Regions from separate parts of the Homo sapiens genome. Here all the other regions are linked to region 5. A link is an interaction called in ENCODE POLR2A ChIA-PET data of the cell type or tissue named here. Cell type or tissue: CD4-positive, alpha-beta T cell. All regions are shown on one strand. Region 1 overlaps EVL (Enah/Vasp-like). Region 2 overlaps EVL (Enah/Vasp-like). Region 3 overlaps LOC124903379 (a long non-coding RNA gene). Region 4 overlaps EVL (Enah/Vasp-like). Region 5 overlaps YY1-DT (YY1 divergent transcript).

Evidence for each region. ChIA-PET counts read pairs that join two places held together with the same protein. Peaks named below come from ENCODE experiments on the same cell type or tissue, not always from the same donor. Only the 100,000 strongest peaks of a DNase experiment are listed, where the experiment ranks them.
Region 1: POLR2A ChIA-PET joins it to region 5 with 5 read pairs; 9 of 35 experiments call an interaction of 5 or more read pairs at or near these places.
Region 2: POLR2A ChIA-PET joins it to region 5 with 6 read pairs; 11 of 35 experiments call an interaction of 5 or more read pairs at or near these places.
Region 3: POLR2A ChIA-PET joins it to region 5 with 9 read pairs; 10 of 35 experiments call an interaction of 5 or more read pairs at or near these places.
Region 4: POLR2A ChIA-PET joins it to region 5 with 5 read pairs; 11 of 35 experiments call an interaction of 5 or more read pairs at or near these places.

The regions. Positions count from the first base shown.
Region 1 is chr14:100,097,872-100,101,871 of GRCh38, forward strand. All of the region lies in intron 3 of EVL (Enah/Vasp-like), which reads left to right. Among named protein-coding and RNA genes, the nearest start is that of MIR151B, 9.6 kb to the right of the region's middle. In CD4-positive, alpha-beta T cell, no CTCF peak of the experiment used is centred here; a DNase peak (open chromatin) is centred at 1,780; H3K27ac peaks cover 1,767 bases.
Region 2 is chr14:100,080,172-100,084,171 of GRCh38, forward strand. All of the region lies in intron 1 of EVL (Enah/Vasp-like), which reads left to right. Among named protein-coding and RNA genes, the nearest start is that of EVL, 17 kb to the left of the region's middle. In CD4-positive, alpha-beta T cell, no CTCF peak of the experiment used is centred here; DNase peaks (open chromatin) are centred at 1,520, 2,248 and 3,730; H3K4me3 peaks cover 2,774 bases; H3K27ac peaks cover 2,853 bases.
Region 3 is chr14:100,058,803-100,062,802 of GRCh38, forward strand. The region is part of intron 1 of LOC124903379 (a long non-coding RNA gene); the gene reads right to left. It also overlaps a transcript of EVL not described here. Among named protein-coding and RNA genes, the nearest start is that of EVL, 4.6 kb to the right of the region's middle. In CD4-positive, alpha-beta T cell, no CTCF peak of the experiment used is centred here; DNase peaks (open chromatin) are centred at 157, 2,160 and 3,985; H3K4me3 peaks cover 406 bases; H3K27ac peaks cover 3,155 bases.
Region 4 is chr14:100,071,255-100,075,254 of GRCh38, forward strand. All of the region lies in intron 1 of EVL (Enah/Vasp-like), which reads left to right. Among named protein-coding and RNA genes, the nearest start is that of EVL, 7.8 kb to the left of the region's middle. RefSeq lists enhancers at 1,432-1,581, 1,592-1,881. In CD4-positive, alpha-beta T cell, CTCF peaks have their summits at 1,617 and 1,816; DNase peaks (open chromatin) are centred at 527 and 1,637; H3K4me3 peaks cover 4,000 bases; H3K27ac peaks cover 2,451 bases.
Region 5 is chr14:100,220,022-100,224,021 of GRCh38, forward strand. The region is part of intron 1 of YY1-DT (YY1 divergent transcript); the gene reads right to left. Among named protein-coding and RNA genes, the nearest start is that of YY1-DT, 17 kb to the right of the region's middle. RefSeq lists a silencer at 3,191-3,485. In CD4-positive, alpha-beta T cell, no CTCF peak of the experiment used is centred here; DNase peaks (open chromatin) are centred at 1,660 and 2,090; H3K4me3 peaks cover 2,777 bases; H3K27ac peaks cover 3,273 bases.

The sequences.
Region 1 (4,000 bases), 120 kb before region 5:
TGAGATATAGATTTGTACAGATGTGTCCCTGAAGCCACATATCCAGATCTGTTTTAAACTTGCCATCCTGTTTCCATATTCCAGAGCAAACATTTGAGAGAGATGGGAGAAAACAGTCAAGAATTTATTTTTGAATTTAATTATTCATTCATATGTTTAACAAAAGTTTATTAAATGCTTACTGAGGGCAAGAAACCGTGTAGGCAAAATAGATAAGAAATGAACAGCGGCCTTCCCCTCAAGGCATTTAGTTTTTCATGGTAGACAGGTTCATAAACAGCTAACTGGAATGTATTGCAGTAAGTGTTTAAATAAAGGTACGTGCAAGGTACTTAGGGACCACAGAATAGGACATAAGTAACTGCCCTTCAGAGCCGCCAAGGGAGACCTCCACAGTGGTGGTGCCGTCTGAGCCGGAGTTCTGGGTGAGCAGTTCACAGGCAGAGGCAGGAGTGGGCATCGCAGGCGGGAAAAGCAGCAAAGGCAGAAGGGCCTGAGTGAGCCCGTAGTGCTGGGAAGAGGGCGATGCAGCATTTCTGGGGCCTGGAGTGCAGATAGGAAAGAGATTGGAAATGAAATTGGAAAGGCATCAGGGCTTGCACAGTGAAAGGCCCCAAATACCTGGAAGACTTTGGGCTTGCTTGATACTTAGGGTAGACATTGGGAGAGGGGCTAGCAAAAAGTTTCTCAGCAGGACAGTTAAAGCAAAGAAGCAGAATTACATGTGGCTTTTATTGGACATTTGCAGTGGTAGCTTTGGAGGGAGAAACAAGGCTTTCCCAGGATGGGTGTCTTGATTGACTGGGTTATGGTCCTGCCATCGGCTGGAGAGCCTACCTTGGGAGAACTTGGTAGTTAAGAACCAGGCATGGAGTCACACTGGTCAGTTTGAGTCCTGGTTCTGACATATGCTAGCAGAGGAACTCTTGAGCAAGTTACTGAATGTTTTTGTGCCTCAATTTCCTTACCTATAAAATCGGGGGATATAGAGTTGTTTTTACATTTAAATGAACTAGAATGTAAAATGTTTCTCAGGTTGCCTGGCCTAGTAACAACTCTATTAGCATTTGTGAGTATTATTACGATCATTATTGTTGCTGCTGCTGTTACTGCTATCAGAATTGAGGTGGGAAATGAAGAGACATAGTACTCAGAACCTGGAGGGCTGTGGCATTTAAATATCTACTGGCGCCAGGCGTGGTGGCTCAGGCCTATAATCCTAACACTTTGAGAGACCAAGGCAGAAGGATCACTTGAGGTCCGGAGTTCAAGACCAACCTAGGCAACATAGCAAGACCCTGTCTCTACAAAAAAAAAAAAAAAAAAAAGAAAAAGTGTGTACTGGGCCTGATATATTGGAGCTTTAGGACCCAGTTTAAGTGTTAGGAGATCTGGGCATTGTGGTGCATGCCTGCAATTCATGAGGCTGAGGTAGAAGAATCACTTGAGTCCAAGAGTTCGAGTCCAGCCTGGACAACATAGTGAGAGCCTGTGTCTTACATACAAACACACACCCACACACACACACACTGTAGGAGAGTTTTGTGGTTTTTTTAAGTAAATAAAGAACATGTTTTGAACATGCTTCCCATGGGTCGTGCGTAGAGCAGGTACTGGCAGCTTTCCCTATCTTGACAATGCTCCAAAGTTTGTAGATTTTCTGCTTAGTACTTGGAGAGCATGGTAAGGAAGCATCTTAATCATGGCAGTGTTGAGTGATGAGCACAGGGCCTGAGGCATCGTAAGTGCCCAGCAAATGTTTACTAAACTGTCTGTTTCCACCCAAGAGCCATGAGGTGAATTTAACATTTCCGTCTGAACTTACCTCGCCTGCCTCCAGGATGTGGGAGTTAAGCTTTTTTTTTTTTTTTTAATTTTATTTTAGTAGAGACAGAGTTTCACTATGTTGGCCAGGATAGTCTTGATCTCCTGACCTTGTGATCCGCCCACCTTGGCCTTCCAAAGTGCTGGGATTACAGGCGTGAGCCACTGCGCCCGGCCCAGCTTTATTTTACTTGTACATGCAGATACTTGTAGTTTTTATTTAATTTAAGTGGTTGGTCTGAAAGTGCTTTTTTTTTTTGCCCCCAAGGTAGCTTTATTTTACTTGTACATGCAGATACCTTGGGGGCAAAAAAAAAAAAAAAAAACACTTTCAGAGCAAGTGCTTAAATTAAATAAAAACTGCTAGTTATTTTATTAAATTCACCAGAGAATCACAGGTAAATCTGTTAATCCTGCCCTCATTTTCAGATAAGAAAGCCATGCCGCATTATGAGGAAACAACTTCTCGTTGTCAGATAGTAAGATCCAGAACCCGACCTCCTACATTCCCTGGGGTTGAATGAGTGTCTTGTTGAGGCGGGGGCGGGAGACATCAGCTAGTTTGGATGTATGCATACAATGTGAGAGTACCCCAATTTGAAGCTTTCATGAGGAGGAACAGTTAGTTGTCCACTCTGGTTCAGCTGGTAGTGACCTCCTTTGCATGGACTGCAGGTCCTGCAGCCCACTGACGAATAAGCTTTTGCTTCAGCCGAGGTCCAAGCCTACTGACAATACCATGCGCAGATAAGCAGATGCAACTTGATGAACTGTTAACACGTGTGTGCGCAGTTCCCAGTGCCAGACCGAGAAAGAAAATGTAGTCAGCACCAAAAGGCCCTCCCCGCAGTCCCTGCACTTAAGAATAGATACGAAGTCCACTTTTGTTTTTGTTTTTGAGCGTCATGTAAATGAAATCATACAGTGTGTATGATTAGCTTGGCTTGTTGGCATGTGTCTGTAGTCTCAACTACTTGGGAGGCTGAGGTGGGAGGATTGCTTGAGCCCAGGAGGCAGAGATTGCAGTTGCAGTGAGCCAAGATTGCACCACTGCACTCCAGCCTGTGTGACAGAGCAAGAGTCTGTCTCAAAAAAAAAAAAAAAAAAAAAAAAATGGAAGTATGAACCTTCCAACATTTATGTGGCTAAGGTACTCTGCCGAGGACCATGCAAAGATGTGCCATAATGTAAGCACCATCTACTTTTAAACATGTTGGTTGTCCCCATTTTCCACGATTATCCTCATGTGGTAGAGGGCATTCTTGTTATTTTTATGTGTATGTATACTTTGTATCTCATGTGTCCATATTCGCATGCTTGTCCAGTTATTTTCCTTGGGCATGTTTCTGTGTCAAACAATATATGTGCTTTTCAAGTTTTGGGTCCGGGCATGGTGGCTCATGCCTGTAATCCCAGCACTTTGGGAGGCCGAGGTGGGCAGATCACCTGAGGTCAAGAGTTCGAGACCAGCCTGGCCAACCTCGTCTCTACTAAAAAGACAAAATTAGGCCGGGCGCGGTGGCTCACACCTGTAATCCCAATACTTGGGGAGGCCAAGGCAGGCAGATCACCTGAGGTCGGGAGTTCCAAGACCAGCCTGACAAACATAGGGAAACCCCATCTCTACTAAAAATATAAAATTAGGCATGATGGTGCGTGCCTGTAATCCCAGTTACTCGGGAGGCTGAGGCAGGAGAATCGCTTGAACCCAGGGGGCGGGATTACGGTGAGCTGAGATTGTGCCATTGCACTCCACTTTGGGCAACAAGAGCGAAACTCTGTCTCAAAAAAAAGAAAATTAGCTGGGTGTGGTGACGCATGCCTATAATTCCAGCTACTCGGGAGGCTGAGACAGGAGAATCACTTGAACCCAGGAGGCAGAGGTTGCAGTAAGCCGAGATTGTACCATTATGCTCCAGCCTGGGCAACAAGAGTGAAACTCCGTCTCAAAAAAATAAGTAAAAATTAGAAAATAAAGTTTTGGGAAGTCTTGCCAAATGCCTTCTAGCATGACTATACTGGTTTACACGCTGTCCAGCACAAGACAGTTGCCCACTCCTCAGACTTCATAATTCATAAGCACTAGGCATTAGTACTCTCATTAATCTTTGTAAACACAAGAGAAGGGAAACATTTTTATTTGCATTTTTCTTTTTTTGGGAGGATGGAGTCTCGC
Region 2 (4,000 bases), 140 kb before region 5:
AATTGTCTTGGGCCACACATAAAATACACTAACATTAACAATAGCTGATGAGCTTTTAAAAAAATCTCATAATATTTTAAGAAAGTTTACAAATTTGGGCTGCATTCAAAGCTGTCCTGGGCCACATGCGGCCCACAGCTTGGACAGGCTTGGTGTATGATCTAAAAAAATTAACTGCTGAAGCAGCGACAGGACAAAGATTGTGGCTTTTCCCATCTTCCCTGCTGTGCCCTGCCCCATGCTGGGCTCATGGACAGAGCTCAGCGAGTACTCAGCGCTTGTCTGAGGGAGCTCTTGAGGTCAGACTCACCTTGTACAGATGAGGAAACTGAGGCCTAGAGTCACATGGTCTTTCTCCTATAAGTGATAGAAGTGCAGTCTGAAGCTTTAAGAGTTTAGGTCTTGCATGACACACGGAGGGAAATTACAGGTGCAGATTATATGGGCCCCACAAATACATGTACGAAGGCCCAAAATGACAGGGGAATTGGACTGCTTGTTTGAAAAGAGCCTTCCCCCAAGAGAGAAATTCTAGTTATACCTACAGCTCAGAGATGCCTGTTAGATCCCAGGGGGGAAAGAAGTCCACCAACCTGGTAACTTAACACCATGCAGAACAAACCAGTGTGTTTTGACTGATTTCACTCCCCAACTAATCAACAGATTGTTTTGATCATATAAAAGAAGCCTGTGAGACTTGAAGACCTCATGGGAACCATTTAGTAAATGAAATTTCATATGTATATGTTTTTTAAAAAGTTCATTCATTTATTCAATAAATAATTTAAGAAAATATTTGCCTATCAAATTTCCTTATAGCTAGGCACGGTGGCTCATGCCAGTAATCCCAGCACTTCGAGAGACCAAAGAGACCAAGATGGGAGGATCACTTGAGCCCAGGAGTTTGAGATCAGTCTGGGCAACATAGCGAAACCCTGTCTCTACAATAACAATAATAATAATACAAAATTAGATTTCCTCAAGGGATAGATGATTTGGACAAATTAAATTTATGATGCCTAGGGAGGGTGTGTATGATACAGAGTTTGAGTATTTATCCAGGTGAAGATGTCGAGAAGGCAAGTCAATATATATTGCTCAGAGGCAATGTCGAGGTTAGATAGCAATCGAGATTTTATTAAAACAAAAAATTTCAAAGGTATAATAAGCCCAAATTAGCAAAACAAATCTTAAGTAGAATAAATGTGTGTATTTTCTTGCATTTAGGTTTTGTTAGTAGCAATAAAATAAGAGACAAACCAATACTATTCAAAGGGTGGGGGGAAACCAGGGGTTTTGGTTAACCACAAGTTTAATTTGAACCTAAAGTATTAACAACAGCAAAAAAAAAAAAAAAAAAGGAACCTGTAGCTATAATTACAAGAAGAAAAATGGTTATTGGTCTTCAGGCATCTAGTGGCAAGCACAGTGCTTTATTTATGCCATCTCTGTAACTCCCCTAAAAGGTGTGTGTGATACCCCAGGTATGCTTCACCCCCACCTAGTGCTAGCGGTTCTCTACGTGCCGTGCAGTTCTTTACTCCCTGCCTCTGCTCAGCTGCCTGTCTCTTCCTCCTAGAACCCCACATCCCCTTCCTGAATTCATCTTAAAACCCACACAGCGTTTGCTTCAGAAAGCCTCCCCAGGCCTGGCGCAGTGGCTCACGCCTGTAATCCCAGCACTTTGGGAGTCCAAGGCGGGCAGATTGCTTGAGGCTGGGAGTTCAAGACCAGCCTGGGCAACATGGTAAAACCCTGTCTCTACTAAAATTTAAAACCCTGTCTCTGCTAGAATTTAAAAGATTAGCCAGGCGTGGTGGTATGTGCCTGTAGTCCCAGCTTCATGGGAGGCTGAAGCACAAGAATCGCCTGAACCTGGGAGGCGGAGGTTGCAGTGAGCCAAGATCGCGCCACTGAGCTCCAGCCTGGGCAACAGAGTGAGACTCCGTCTCAAAAAAATAAATAAATAAAAATTTAAAAGAAGAAAGCCTCCCCTGTCCCCCCCTCCCCCGCATCCCTCCAGGCTGGATAAGGTTTATAATTACTCATCTGACTGCCTTACTAGCTGTGAGCTCACTGAGGGCAGGTACTGTTCTACCCATCTCTCTTTCATTAATGTTTTTTGACTCACTACCATCTACTGGTCAGACTAAGCCTGGAATATTGTGCCCAGTTTTAGGACCCAGACTGATTAGTTACTGGGATGGCGAGGGGACTGGTAGCTTTGTCGTGTGGCTGATGGAAGGAAGCGCTCTTCCTTCAGCTATCCGGTGGGTTGTCACAGGCTCTGCAGAGCACCCTGTGTGACTCTGGAGAGAAGCGAGTGGCATGTCACTCAGAACAAGGAGGGGTTGTCTAAATTAAAACCATTTACAACCAACGGGTTGCTTTGGAGAGTAGTAAGTTAAGTTTCCCATCACCCAAAGCTCAGTGTGGACTTGTGAGGGCAGCTTCATTGGACACAAAAGTGGATTAGTGTCTATAGTTCTTTTCAGCTCTGAGATTATTTAGTGAGCATTTATTAGGCACCTGCTCTGTGCCAGGTTCTGACACAGGTCAAAAGTCTGCGAAAGGAGAAAGGCCAGGAAGGATGGACTAGAAGCATCTCAGACCACATCACAGTGCTGAGAACATTTGGGCCAGGCTGATAGGGTGTCCCCAAACCAAGGCTTCCCCCACAGAAGAGTCCTGTGTTGGGCAGGAATGGGCTGGCACTGGTGCCCCTGCCACATTCAGTCAGCGGCTGGGAGCAGCATGGCCTCTGTGCACCAGCTCTGCTCCCATAGCAGGTTCTCCTGCAGGGGAACTGAAGGGCGTGCTTCCATGGCTGCCACACAGGGACTCTAGAAAGCATTGCCCCTCACACAGCACCTTCCCAGAGTGCTCCCCCAGAATCATCTCAAGGGCTCTGTGGTCACCTTCCAGCAAATGGTAGAGCTGGGCACCAACTCAGATCCCTCTGATTTAATAAAACCCATGTTTTGTTAACCAAGACCATGCTGCATCTCAGGATCTCTCCTAGCTCCTGAGACAGCATCCAGAACACACACCTACTTGTCGACTGTCACAGTTAGCAACTGAGTGTACCAGAAGCAGTAAGTGCCAGAATTCAGCCCATCACTTGATTTATGGTTCATTTACATTGGGATAGAACTGTGATTTGACCCAACGTCTGTCTGGTTCTGTGTACAGTTTACTCTATCTTTTTTTTCTGGAGACAGTCTTACACTGTCACCCAGGCTGGAGTGCGGTGGCACAATCACAATTCCCTCTTTAAAAAAAAAAAAGAAATAAACGAGTATTGCTTTTTTAAATTTGGGAATTCTAATATGCTAGAGAAGATGTTAAAGATTATTAGGTTTATGAAGAGCCAGTGGGCTCCGAGAGACTTCCCCTGAATACCGTGGCAGGAGTTTTAGTGTATTAATTTTAGTAATGACTATTTTATCCTTTCAGGGGCTTCTCCCCTGCTTCTCTGTCATACTTTGAACAAATGAGGTTGCTTTACTACGTAAATGTCTTCAGCAAAGTATGGTGCAGCCATCTATTTATTTTGATTTATGTTGCATTTTTCTTTAGATCACCAAAATACTTCATTGCCTACATAGCTTATCTGATGCTACCCTAGCATAATACCATAAATGAAGCATTTTGTTGGATGTTGCAAAGAATATTATCTATGTCATATGCTCTAGAGTCAGACAGAAGTGGTTGGAAATCCCCAGTGTAATCACTGAATACGTGTATGAACTTGTATACATCTTTGCAAGTCTCTGAGCCACTTTTTTCTCATCTAAAAAAATGGAGAATGGAGGTAATAAATAGCTGCTTCATAAGTCATGAAGCTTAGATGCTTTAATAATGCATTCTCTCTCTCTCTCTTTTTTTTTTTTTTTTTCCGAGACAGTTTCACTCTGTTGTCCAGGCTGGAGTGCAGTGGTGCAATCTTGGCTCACTGCAACCTCCATCTCCTGGGTTCAAGCAATTCTTGTGCCTCAGC
Region 3 (4,000 bases), 160 kb before region 5:
TTCATAATTCTTCTCAAGTGCTTCATTAAAGCTAGATGATAGAGTTAAAATAGTACTCTATTTTATCTACGTACGTGTAATTGGAGTGCCAAAAGGTTCACTCTTACCTGTTACCTACCTAGTGAAACTGATAAAAGACAGTAGTAACGTGTGAAGGACAGAGGAAATGAGGGGTGAAACTGAAAGGCACTTCTCACAGAAAAGATGTTTACTCTTAGGCTAGCATCTTCAGAAAATGAAAAAGAATACCCTTTGGTAGTTTAATAATCATATTTGACTTCTGCCTCTGGCCATGGCAGAATAATGGTAATGACTTGCTCTCTTGACAAAAGCAACTATGAAACTGTGTAAAATATGTGAAGCAACTGAATATACAAAGGGTACTGAGACTCATAGAAGATATTAAATCCCTGCCATTTTCAGACATTGGACAGATAAGATAGGACTTTGATTCTTGAGAGAAGAAACACCATGAGAAGCCCCTGGCTTTCTGCCTGCAGTCACTATCTAGTCTTGGCATGGAGTGGTGGAGCCCAAATGGAAAGGTGATTTTAGTCAGCTCAGTGGGCAGAAATTAGAATTCTACGCCACTGAAATAGTTGGACTTTGCAGGGCAAGGAACTAGAGAAATGGAAGCCCTGTGACAGGGCAAAGACAGCAGAGTTCTGTGTAAGGATTCTATTTGGATTGTTGGCTGAGGGCTGGGTGTGCATGTACAGAGTGAGATTCTTCATGAGGCCTGGCAGAGATCGCCTGCTGTAGGGCTGAGAGCTGAATGATGATGCCAGAGGTCATTCAGTTCTGGGAGATGTTGCAGATCCGGCTTAACCTGAATGAAGAAACCGCCCAGAACACCTCAGGCATTCAGTTGAGATCCCAGAACTGTCACACTTTAGGAGTAGGACTGTGCTCTTGAGTCAGATGGGGGGGTGGTTGCAGAGGAGGGGGATACCCTAGGGCTAAGTTCAAAATGGAAATAGAACTGAAGAAAGGTTTGAACCAAGCTTGGTAGCACCAAAAGGATCTGCCAGTAATTTCCCTGACTACCAGAACAGACTTCACATCTTTAAAGAAAGATAGCATAATCCAGACTTTCTGCAATGTATCATACAGTATCTAACATACAATCATAAGTTAGTAGACATATAGAGTCAGAAAATATGACATATACTTAAGGGGAAAAAAGCAGTCAGTAGACCCTGAAATGCTCCTGAAGTTGAAACGAGCAGGCAAGTTCTTCAAATTACCCATAATAAATATGTTCACAGACTTTAAGTAAAAGGTGGATAAAGTGAACAAACAGGAAATCCCAAAGGAGAAATGGAAATTATAAAAAACTTGCCCAGTGCCGGGCGCGGTGGCTCACGCCTGTAATCCCAGCACTTTGGGAGGCCGAGGCGGGCGGATCACGAGGTCAGGAGATCGAGACCATCCTGGCTAACACAGTGAAACCCCGTCTCTACTAAAAAATACAAAAAATTAGCCGGGCGTGGTGGCGGGCGCCTGTAGTCCCAGCTACGCGGGAGGCTGAGGCAGGAGAATGGCGTGAACCCGGGAGGCGGAGCTTGCAGTGAGCCGAGATCGCGCCACTGCACTCCAGCCTGGGCGACAGAGCGAGACTCCGTCTCAAAAAAAAAAAAAAAAAACTTGCCCAGTGAAAATTCTACTACTGGAAATGAAATGAAAAATTTACTGGATGAGACTAAAAGTGGATCAGAGATCCAGAAGAAAGGGTAGTGGACTTGGAGACAGATCAATAGATATCTAATCTGAAAAATGGGAAAATATTTTAAAAAGAATTACCAGTGCCTTGTGATAATATCAGGAGGTCTACATACGTGTAATTGGAGTGCCAGAGGAAGAGGAGAAAGAGAATGAGGCAGAAGAAAAATAATTGAGGAAATAATGACCAGAATTTCCCAAATTTGGTGAAAAGCCTTAAATTACATACCTAAGAATCTCAGTGAAACCCTAGCAAAATGAATGCAAAAAGAACCACACCTAAACCCATCAAAGTCACACTGCTGAAAACGAAAGAAAAAGAAAATATTAAAAATGACCAAAGGAAAAGGGATCCATTGCATACATTATATGTGAATGATGGCTGACTTCTCAGAAACCATGGAGGCCAGAAGACAATGAAACAATACCTTTAAAGTGCTGAAAGACAAAAAAAAAAAAAAAACCTCAGTATTCTCTATTCACAAAAAGTGCTTTGAAGCTTGAAGACAAAGATGTTTTTCAGATAAAAGAAAACTAAGAGAATGTATTGCCAACTTACCTGTTGTACAGAAAATCCTAAAGGAGGCCAGGCATGGTGGCTCACGCCTGTAATCCCAGCCCTTTCGGAGGCTGAGGTGGACGGATCCCTTGAGACCAGGAGTTTGAGACCAGCCAGGGCAACATGTTGAAACCCTTCTCTACAAAAAATACAAAAATTACAAAATACAAAAAATACAAAAATACACCAGACATGGTGGCACATGTCCTTAGTCCCAGCTACTCAGAAGGCTGAGGCAGGAGGATCATTTGAGCCTGGGAGGCAGAGGTTGCAGTGAGCTGAGATCACCCAGCTTGGGTGACAGAGCAAGACCCTGTCTCAAAAAAAAAAAAAAAAAAAAAAAAAAAAGAAATGCTAAAGGAAGTTCCTCAGGCTGCAAAAAAAAAAAAAAAAAAAAAGATACCAGGAAATTCAAGTGCTCGGGGATGGATAAAGATTACCAGAAAAGAGAAATATATGAGTAAACCTAAAGACTTTTATTTCTTCAATACACGCACACACGCACATGACTTGAACAATCCCGGGGTTAGGGTACTGGCCCCTCGAACAGTTGAAAATCCACCTAAACTTTTGCATCCCCCAAAATTTTAGCTATTAAGAGCCTGTTGTTGACAGGAAGCCCTACCAATAACATAAGCAGTTGGTTAATACATACTTTGTATATTATGTGTATTATACACTGTATTCTTATAATTAAGCTAGAGAAAAAATTTTATTAAAATCATAGGTGAAAATATGTTTTCATTAGTTTCACTAGTCATTAATTGGAAATGGATTATCTTAAAGTTCTTCATCCTTGTCATCTTCACATTGAATAGGCTGAGGAGCAAGAGGAAAAGGAGGGGTTGGTCTTGCTGTCTCGGGGTGGCAGAGGTAAAAGAAATTCCATGTGCAAGTGGACCTGGGTCAGGCATGGTGGTAGCTCATGCCTGTAGTCCTAGCACTTTGGGAGGCTGAGATGGGAGGATTGCTTGAGCCCAGGAAGTTGAGGCTGCAGTGAGCTGTAATCATACCACTGTACGCCGGCCTACGCAACAGAGTGAGACCACATCTCAAAAAAAGAAATAGTAGTATAATGGACCTGTGAAGGTCAAACCTGTGCTGTTCAAGAGTCAGCTGTGTGTATATATATATATATGTATATATATATATATGACTGTCCAAAACAAAAATATGTAACATTGTATTTTGAGTAACATATGACAGCTACACCATAAAGGATGGGAATGGAGAATGAAATTATGCAATTATGAAGTTCTTAACATTTTACTGAAGTGGTACAATATTAACTCTAAGTGTACCCTACAAAGTTAAGAATGTATATTGTAATCCCTAGAAAGACCTCTAAAAAAAAAAGAGGTATAGCTAAAAAGTCAATAGAGAAATTCAAATGGAATTCTGAAAAGTATTTAGTTTACCCACAAGAATACAGGAAACGAAGAACAGAGGAACCAGAAACAGATGAGACAAACAGAAAACAAATAGCAAAGTAGTAGACCTGTATCCATCTACATCAATAAACTAAATGTAAATAGACTAAATACCCCAATTAAAAGATAGAAATTGTCAGACTGGGTGAAAATGCAAGACTCAGTCATACACTACCTATAGGACATACTTTAAATACAAAGATACAAATCGACTGAAAGTGAAAGGATGGGTAGTAGGCAGAGTAATGCCATCACCCCGCCGTAATCCCTAGAACCTGTGACTGTGTGA
Region 4 (4,000 bases), 150 kb before region 5:
GCTCAGTCACCATTTGGGTTTCCCATGTTAATATGCAGAGAGCTAATTCATTGTCTTTCATTGCTGTAATGCAGCAGTTCTCAAAATGTACTCCAGAGATTGACCCTCCTAGGAGTCTGTAGATCAGAACTGTATTTATAATATTACTAAGACATCATTTGCCATTTCAGCTCTTGTCTCATGAATTCATGGTGGAATTTTCCAGAGCTATGTGATGTTTTGACATCATCACTGTGGCAGCTAATGAAATGTCTGCTTGTATATTCTTGTGTTTTAAAAAATTATTAGTTTTAATTTCAAATAAGGTGAATATGGATAGACTTAACCTACATAAAACAGAAGCTTTTTGGCATCCTCAATAATTGAGTGTAAAGGGGTTCTCTTGACCAAAAAAGTTTGAGAACTATGTGTGTAAAATAGTCAGTTGTATGGCTGCACTACAGACAGCAAGCATGGAATTGAAAATACCACCTGCAAGGTGGCGGTTCCCCCTGGTAGAGAGGAGGGGCTCTGGGTCTGGGAGGAGGATGCAGGCGTCACTTGAACTAAACAGCTTTATGACTTGCTGTCAGATTTCCTAGACTGTGTGGTGGGATCGTGGGAACCTACTTCTCACAGGCCTGAAGTACTTCACAATAAACATTTTAAGTCTACTTCATAGCATGAAACCTGTTTCACACCTGTGCCCATTAAGAAAAAAAAATGGCACCCTATAAATGATTTAATAATTACTAAGGGGAAAATATAGCTTTCCATTGGAGATCTGGCAGTCACCTCTTAACCAACCTACAGTCTACATTCAGTTGGCCTGAATTCTTCACACACACAACATCTTTATCAATGAAAAATTTTTAAATAGTTTCACATCCTAGCTTAGCTTGAAAGGGAGTAAGCAGACGGCTCGATCAAATGTAATCCATGAGCAGATCCTACATCCCAAAAAATCAGAAACATTTTGTAAAAATTGGGTAACTTTTTTGTTGTTGTTGCATCGGAGTCTCCCTCTGTCGCTCAGGCTGGAGTGCATTGGAGCTATCTCCGCTCAGTGCATCCTACACCTCCCTGTGCCTCCTGGGTTCAAGCAGTTCTCCTGCCTCAGCCTCCCGAGTAGCTGGGACTACAGGCATGCGCCACTACACCTGGCTAATTTTTGTATTTTTAGTAGAGATGGGGTTTCACTATGTTGGCCAGGCTGATCTCGAACTCCTGATCTCAGGTGATCCACCTGCTTTGGCCTCCCAAAGTGCTGGGATTACATGGGTAAGTTTTAGTATGGACTCTGTATTAGATTTTTAGTAAAGTGTTGATTTTCTTTGTTGTAACAATGGTATTTAAGTTATATATTAGAATATCCTTATATTAAAGAAATGTATGCTCAGGTCCCTAGGACTGAAGTATCATGGTATCTGCAGCTGACTTTCAAATGGCTCAGGGGAAAGACAGAGATAACTCACATGTGGCAAATGTTAACCATGGGCAGGTTTAGTGAAAGGTAAAAGAGTGTCCCTTACATGTTCCTGTAGGTTTGAAATTTTTCAGATTAAAAAGTTGGAGTGAAAAACAGCTTCAAAGCAGGAAGTAAAAGTTGGAGCTGGGTTTTGCTGCGTCGCCAGGTGGAGCAGAAGAGCCTTACTGCACGGCGGAGCGTCAGGTTGCTGTCTAGTCCAGGCTCTGCCGCGGATCAGCCATGGGCGTTGGGCAGGTTACTTCCCTCTCCAGGCGTGTTTCCTAAGAAAATCACTGCAGAATGTTTTTCAGTTCTGATGCGGCTGTGATTTCAAGCGTCTCTGTTTCTCGGTCACTGAATTGGGACATGGCAACGTGGGTGTGCTTCCTCATTCACCTGGGTAGGTGTTGAGAAGTGATGAGGCCCCAGGGTGATGACTGAGGTCCCCCCACCCACCACTCTGCCTTTGCTGACACTCTTCCCTCTGCTTGAAATGGTTCTTTGTTTCCTCTTGAAAAGTCTTGCTTCCCCTTCATGACAACATCCCTTGGGTCCCCTGGGCAGAACTAAATGCCCTCCTCTTGTGACACTTTGCACGTACAGCACTTTTTCCTTTTTCTTTTTTTTTTTTTTTTGGGGAGACAGGGTCTTGCTCTGTCACCCAGGATGGAGTGCAGTGGTGCAAACACGGTTCACTGCAACCTTAACCTCCTCAGCTCAAGGGATCCTTCCACCTCAGGCTTCTGAGCAGCTGGGGCTACAGGCACCCACCACCATGCGTGGCTAACACTTTTTTATTTTGTGTAGAGACAGGATCTGTGTTGCCCAGGCTGGTCTCGAACTCCTGGGCTCAAGCTGTCCTCCCACCTTGGCCTCCCAAAGTGCTGGGATTACAGGTGTGAGCCACTGTGCCCGGCCCTTGTTTTATTTTTCAAATAAATGCAGGAAGAAAGAAAGAGAAAGCAGAGGTGGCCAGATCTCAAGTAAGTCATGCCACCCCCACCACAAAAATCCGTGGAGGCTGAGAAATACAATACCTGGCAAAACTCAGCAAACATAAAAGCCAGCAGTTATTCAAAGATATTTGTTGAGAAACCACTAGGGCCCAGTTACTAGAGCTACCGAGATGAACACTACTTTAAAAACCAAACCAAACAACCTGCCTCATGGAGGCACTTGCCCCTCAGTTCAGTGGCAAGTATGGTAAGTGTTCTGCAGAAAAGCTAAGCAGCTGAGGGGAGCGGCAGGGGCCCGAGGGTGTGCATTAGCATTCTCTTCAGTGGGTTCAGGGAGTCACCCCCGGGGGCGGTGGGGGCGGGGGGTCGGGGAGCAGTGTGAGTAGAGGCTAGAGGAAAGCACAGGAGCAAATCAGGGCCCGGAAACTGATTTCCCAACAGCCAGGGCTCAGGAGCGGGCCCTCAGTGACCTCCACAGTTGATCTGGGCCATTCCACAGACAGGACCCGACAGCCTGCTCCCACTTGGTGAGGCCTGAGGCAATTCTCCAGGCCACAGTGAGGAACCTGCCACCTTGTTTTTCTCGTTAGAAGTTAAAAGAGTAGTAGGTGATAATGACAGCTCTCCATGTGGACACGGAAGGCAGTTTCATGTAGATTCCACCCTAAGTCTTGCCTCATATGGATTTGCTGTTCATTCCAGCCAACATTGTCCTTTTTCAAGATAGTATCTGCTGGGTGCTAATCATGTTTAGTAAACTGCTCTCCTGTTTATTTCATCAGCCTTATTTGATCTCCAGCAAAGGTAAAAGAAAATGCAAAAAGATGATTCTACTTGTTTTACAGAGCTGTAAACTTACCTCCCTGAAGTCTTGTTGCTGGCAAACAATAGAGCCAGACCTGGGGCAGAGCTGGAGCTGTTGTCCACAGTGTTCTCACTTCCCCGCGCTGACTCCATGGTGAGGGCTGGCCTTAACTCTCTGTACCCAGCCTTGCTTCCCAGCACAGCACTGCTTCCTGGTGGGCACCAGCCAGCCAGACTTTCTCTAAAGTACTCTCTCTCTGTCTGCCCCTCTCCACCTTGGGAAAGACAGTGGTCAGAAAAGGGGCAGTCCAGAGAAGAGCCAAGCCATGCGGTGTCATGGCAGCCAAGGGAGAAGTTTCACACAGGAGGCGAGGAGGGCAAGAAGGAGGGCAAGAAGTCTGTGGCAAGAGCAGAATGGCGAGGCTGGGGCAGGCTGAGGGGAGACAGGGTGGGGCTGCCTGTGGGCAGAGGGGAGTTCATAGTGTGAGAGAGTTCTCCGAGAGCTGGAAGGAGAGGCCTCCAGATGGCAGGAGGCAGGGTCCTGTCCAGCAGTGTCTCTGACTTGACTCCCTGTGTGACTTGGGGGAGCCACACAATGAGAAGTGGGAATAAATGTGATAATGACCTCGTGATGGTGGTTTGAGCATTGTGTGAAGTCAGGTGAAGATGTCACCTATGTTACCAGAGCCAAGCTGCATGGCTGCAGGGGCTCTTCTGAACTAGCAAGTGATGTGCTTCAGAGAGAGACTGGAATTTGGCAAAGGAGAAAGCCCCTGTCTCCTCCTGTGTGCCG
Region 5 (4,000 bases):
CCCACGACCATGCCCAGCTAATTGCTGTATTTTTAGTAGAGACAGGGTTTCACCATGTTGGCCAGGCTGGTCTCAAACTCCTGACCTTGTGATTCACCCACCTCGGCATCCCAAAGTGCTGGGATTACAGGCATGAGCCACCGTGTCCGGCCAGGATCCTGCCTCTTAAAAAAAAATGTATATGTATATTTTCAAATCACGGTCTCACTCTTGTCACCCAGGCTGGAGAGCAGTGGCACAATCATGGCATATCTGTATTTATTTATTTATTTATTTATTTATTTATTTAGAGAAAGAGTCTTGCTCTGTTGCCCAGGCTGGAGTGCGGTGGCGTGATCTCGGCTGACTGCAACCTCCACCTCCCAGGTTCAAGTGATTCTCATGCCTCAGCCTCCCGAGTAGCTGGAATCACAGACATGTGCCACCACTCCTGGCTAATTTTTGTACTTTTAGTAGAGATGGGATTTCGCTATGTTGGCCAGGATGCTCTCAAACTCCTGACCTCAAGCCACCTCGGCTTCCCAAAGGGCTGGGATTATAGGCGTGAGCCACCATGCCCGGCCTACAGAAATATTTAAAAAAAAAAATTAGCCAGGCATGGTGGTGGTGTGCACCTGTTGTCCCAGCTGCTAAAGAGGCTGAGGTGGGAGGATCACTTGAACCCAGGAGTACTAGGCTGCAGTAAGCCATGATTGTGCCACTGCGCTCCAGCCTGGGAGACAGAGTGAGACCATGACTGTTGAGAAATAAAAAATAGGCCGGGCGCAGTGGCTCACGCCTGTAATCCCAGCACTTTGGGAGGCTGAGGTGGGCGGATCACGAGGTCAGGATATCGAGACCATCCTGGCTAATACGGTGAAACCCCGTCTCTACTAAAAATATAAACAAACAAACAAACAAACAAAACAGCTGGGCATGGTGGCGGGCACCTGTGGTCCCAGCTACTCAGGAGGCTGAGGCAGGAGAATGGTGTGAACCCGGGAAGCAGAGCTTGCAGTGAGCCAAGATCGCACCACTGCACTCCAGCCTGGGCGACAGAGCAAGACTCCGTCTCAAAAATAAATAAATAAATAAATAATAAAATACAGGCAGACACAGGATAGCTGACACTCGAGGCTGCTGCCCAGTAGGTGCCCCAGGAAGTTGGCTCCCTCACATCTGCCCTGACCTCTTCCAGCTCGTCCAAGCGGCTCACCATCACCATGGAGCTTCCGAGAAAGTCGCCCACTCCAGAAGCAGCCTTACTGCTTTCACAGCTTTTATGATTTAAGGCTGAGTTGTTACTTTGCCCCCAAGGTAGGCCCATAAATCTGCCCTTAGGACAGAGTTACATCCATGACCCAGGCCCCATTCTGCTAAGGAGTTCTTTTGGTTGTTTGTAGGACCTGACCCTTGTAACTTGGTTTAAAGCAGGCTGGACAGTTTAAACCAAGCCCAAGCATATGCAATGTGTAAAATACAGGCTGAATTTACAGCAGGAAGTTGGTTCTCCTCTCGGGACAACCAGGGCCCTTGAGTTTTGGGAACTGGAACAACAGAGGCTCCCAGAGGGGAAGTGACTTTCAATCCAGTTCAGATATTGAGCACCTCTCTGTGTAAGGCTTGCGATACTAGCTCTTTGCTAACAACCGCAGCCCCAAAGGCTGCTCTTAACTGGGCGTGGCCTCACTGCCTCGGCAGGCTTTCACTTCAGGAGCATTGATTGAGCCGCTCTTTGTAAGCAGCAGTGGAATCAAGTAGCAACCGACACAATCAACAGGGAGAGATAACCAAGCACCCAAACCAGCACAGAACTGCAAACTGCGCTGCTATGAAAACACAGATGGGGTGAGGGAGAAGGAATATTGGGGAGGGTGGAGCTGCCCGGCTCGCGGTAAGCAGAGGATCTTTGCAGCGGAGATATTTAAGCTGAGACCTGGAGAAGAGGAACTAGCAGAGCAAAGAAACAGGAGAGCAAGGGAAAAGCATTCCAGGCAGAGGGAACCACATGTGCTAAGGCAATGAGGAAGGAGGAGTGTGGTGTGTTTGAGGAATCTGGCCTGTGCGAGGGGCATACGACAGGAGTTGAAGCAGGCAGGGGAGGAGCTACGCCTTAAGCCTTGGTCGGGGGTTTGCATTTCCTTTTCAGTAAAACTGTCTTTTGAAGGGTTCTCAGCAAGGGAATTCCATGATTAGATTTGTCTTTAAAATGCCATGGGCTGTGGGGGTGAGTGATGAGCGGAAGCTGGAAGGCCACAGGGGAGCCCCAGGGGTGGGGCTTGGGGTGCAGGTCTGATGTGGGAAGTGTAGGAAATTACTCTCAGTATTTAAACTGACAAGGGTTAATACAGGGAATTAGGAGCTTATGGGATAGGCTGAAAACAATGGGCTGGGGATCCGGGAATGGCTGACCCACCAAAAAGAGCCAAGTCAGGAAGGTGGGATCAGGGGGCCTCCACTAGCATTACTGAGTTCAAGAGTGTGCAGCTGCGGGGTGACCAGGGGTTCAGAAAACAATGTGACCACTCCTGCAACAACTTCCTCCTGGCGCCCACAAACCGAGGCGCAGACACGGAATGAGCTCCGTCTCCATGAACTTGCCAGAAAACAAAATAGGGGGAAGACTATTAATCCACCTGACTTCAGCCTTCCCAAACGGAACATCTGATTGAAGAAGCCCAGTCTTCTTCCAGGACCCCAGTTCCCAGAGAGTTTGAGAAACAGTTTTTACCTTGCCAGTCTGCAGACCCAGAGGAAATGCCAAAGAGGAGGCCTAGCCCATCCCATTCCCAGCACCCAAGAGGGGAGAAGGAGAAACACCGGGGAGACCTGGCTTGTCGGTGGAGTAGGTGTGGAGACGCAGGCTGGCCCCCAGGGCTCTGATTTATACAGTGGGTGGATGGGGGGAGGGAAGGAAGGAAGGAAGACAGGATGCGAGGGCAGGCTAGGGGTCCAGCTGTGGGGGCCCATGCAGAGCTCCAGAGGCTCTGGCCTTTTCCAGCCCTGTGGTTCAAGGGGACCGGGGGGCAGTGCTTCTCTATAGATCACTGACCCACAGGGAGAGAAATCAATTAAAGCCTGTTTACTCACTGAAAAATAACTTAGGCTGGAATTTTTCAAGGGGGAAAAGAAAGCCCCAAAGCACAATGCATCTGCTGGCCACTGGCTCTATTAATAACATAGAAAGCCATCGCCAATAAACAGAACAAGTGTGAAATACACACAGTGCCTCTATTAAAAGGGAGGAGGGGGTGGGAAGACAGACATACCAGGGACGGGAAAAGAAAAAACTGACACACCAGGAGGAGGACAGGAAGAGACTGCGAGAGACAAGATGGGAGAGCTGGGTCACAGGCAGGATGAGAACTAGTGAATAGGCAGCTGCAGTCAAAGACACAGATGCGAGGAGGTGCGAGGAGTGATTTTGCTCTTTGTCCCCTAAGTAGGAGCTCTGTTTGATTCACTGTAAAGGCTATCCCATGCTTCTGAAAGCAGTCTCTAAATCCTCAGCTGAGTTGCTGACGTGACCTGTACCAGCTGGAACAGCCTAGATGCACTTCTCAATCTGCTTCCCAGTGACCCACATGTGGCCATGTCTCATAGCTTTGAATAGTGAGCTCTTATTGCACACACTTGCTGGGAGGTCAGTGGATGAGTTTCATCTTTAATTCTTTATTCTCTCCCCTGCCTTGCCTAAGGTAACCATTATTAACTAATGAGTGTGTATCTCCCATTCCTTTCTTTGTGCTCACGTAACATATCAACACAGCTAGCTGGACTGATAGGAGGAGTGGCAGGTTTCAACAGAGACATACAAGTACAGTTCAAAGCCCAAAGCCATGTGTAACACACATACCATGCTGATCAGGGGAATATGGTCGCTCAAGAGGGAGGGCTTATGTCGGGCTGGAATGCTGGGAAAGTGGCATCTCAGGCGGAAGTTGAAGGATTAAGTGTCCAGAGGCAGAGTGTGGGGAGGAATACATTCCAGGTAGAAGGCAAAGCAAGGAGACAGCTGGGA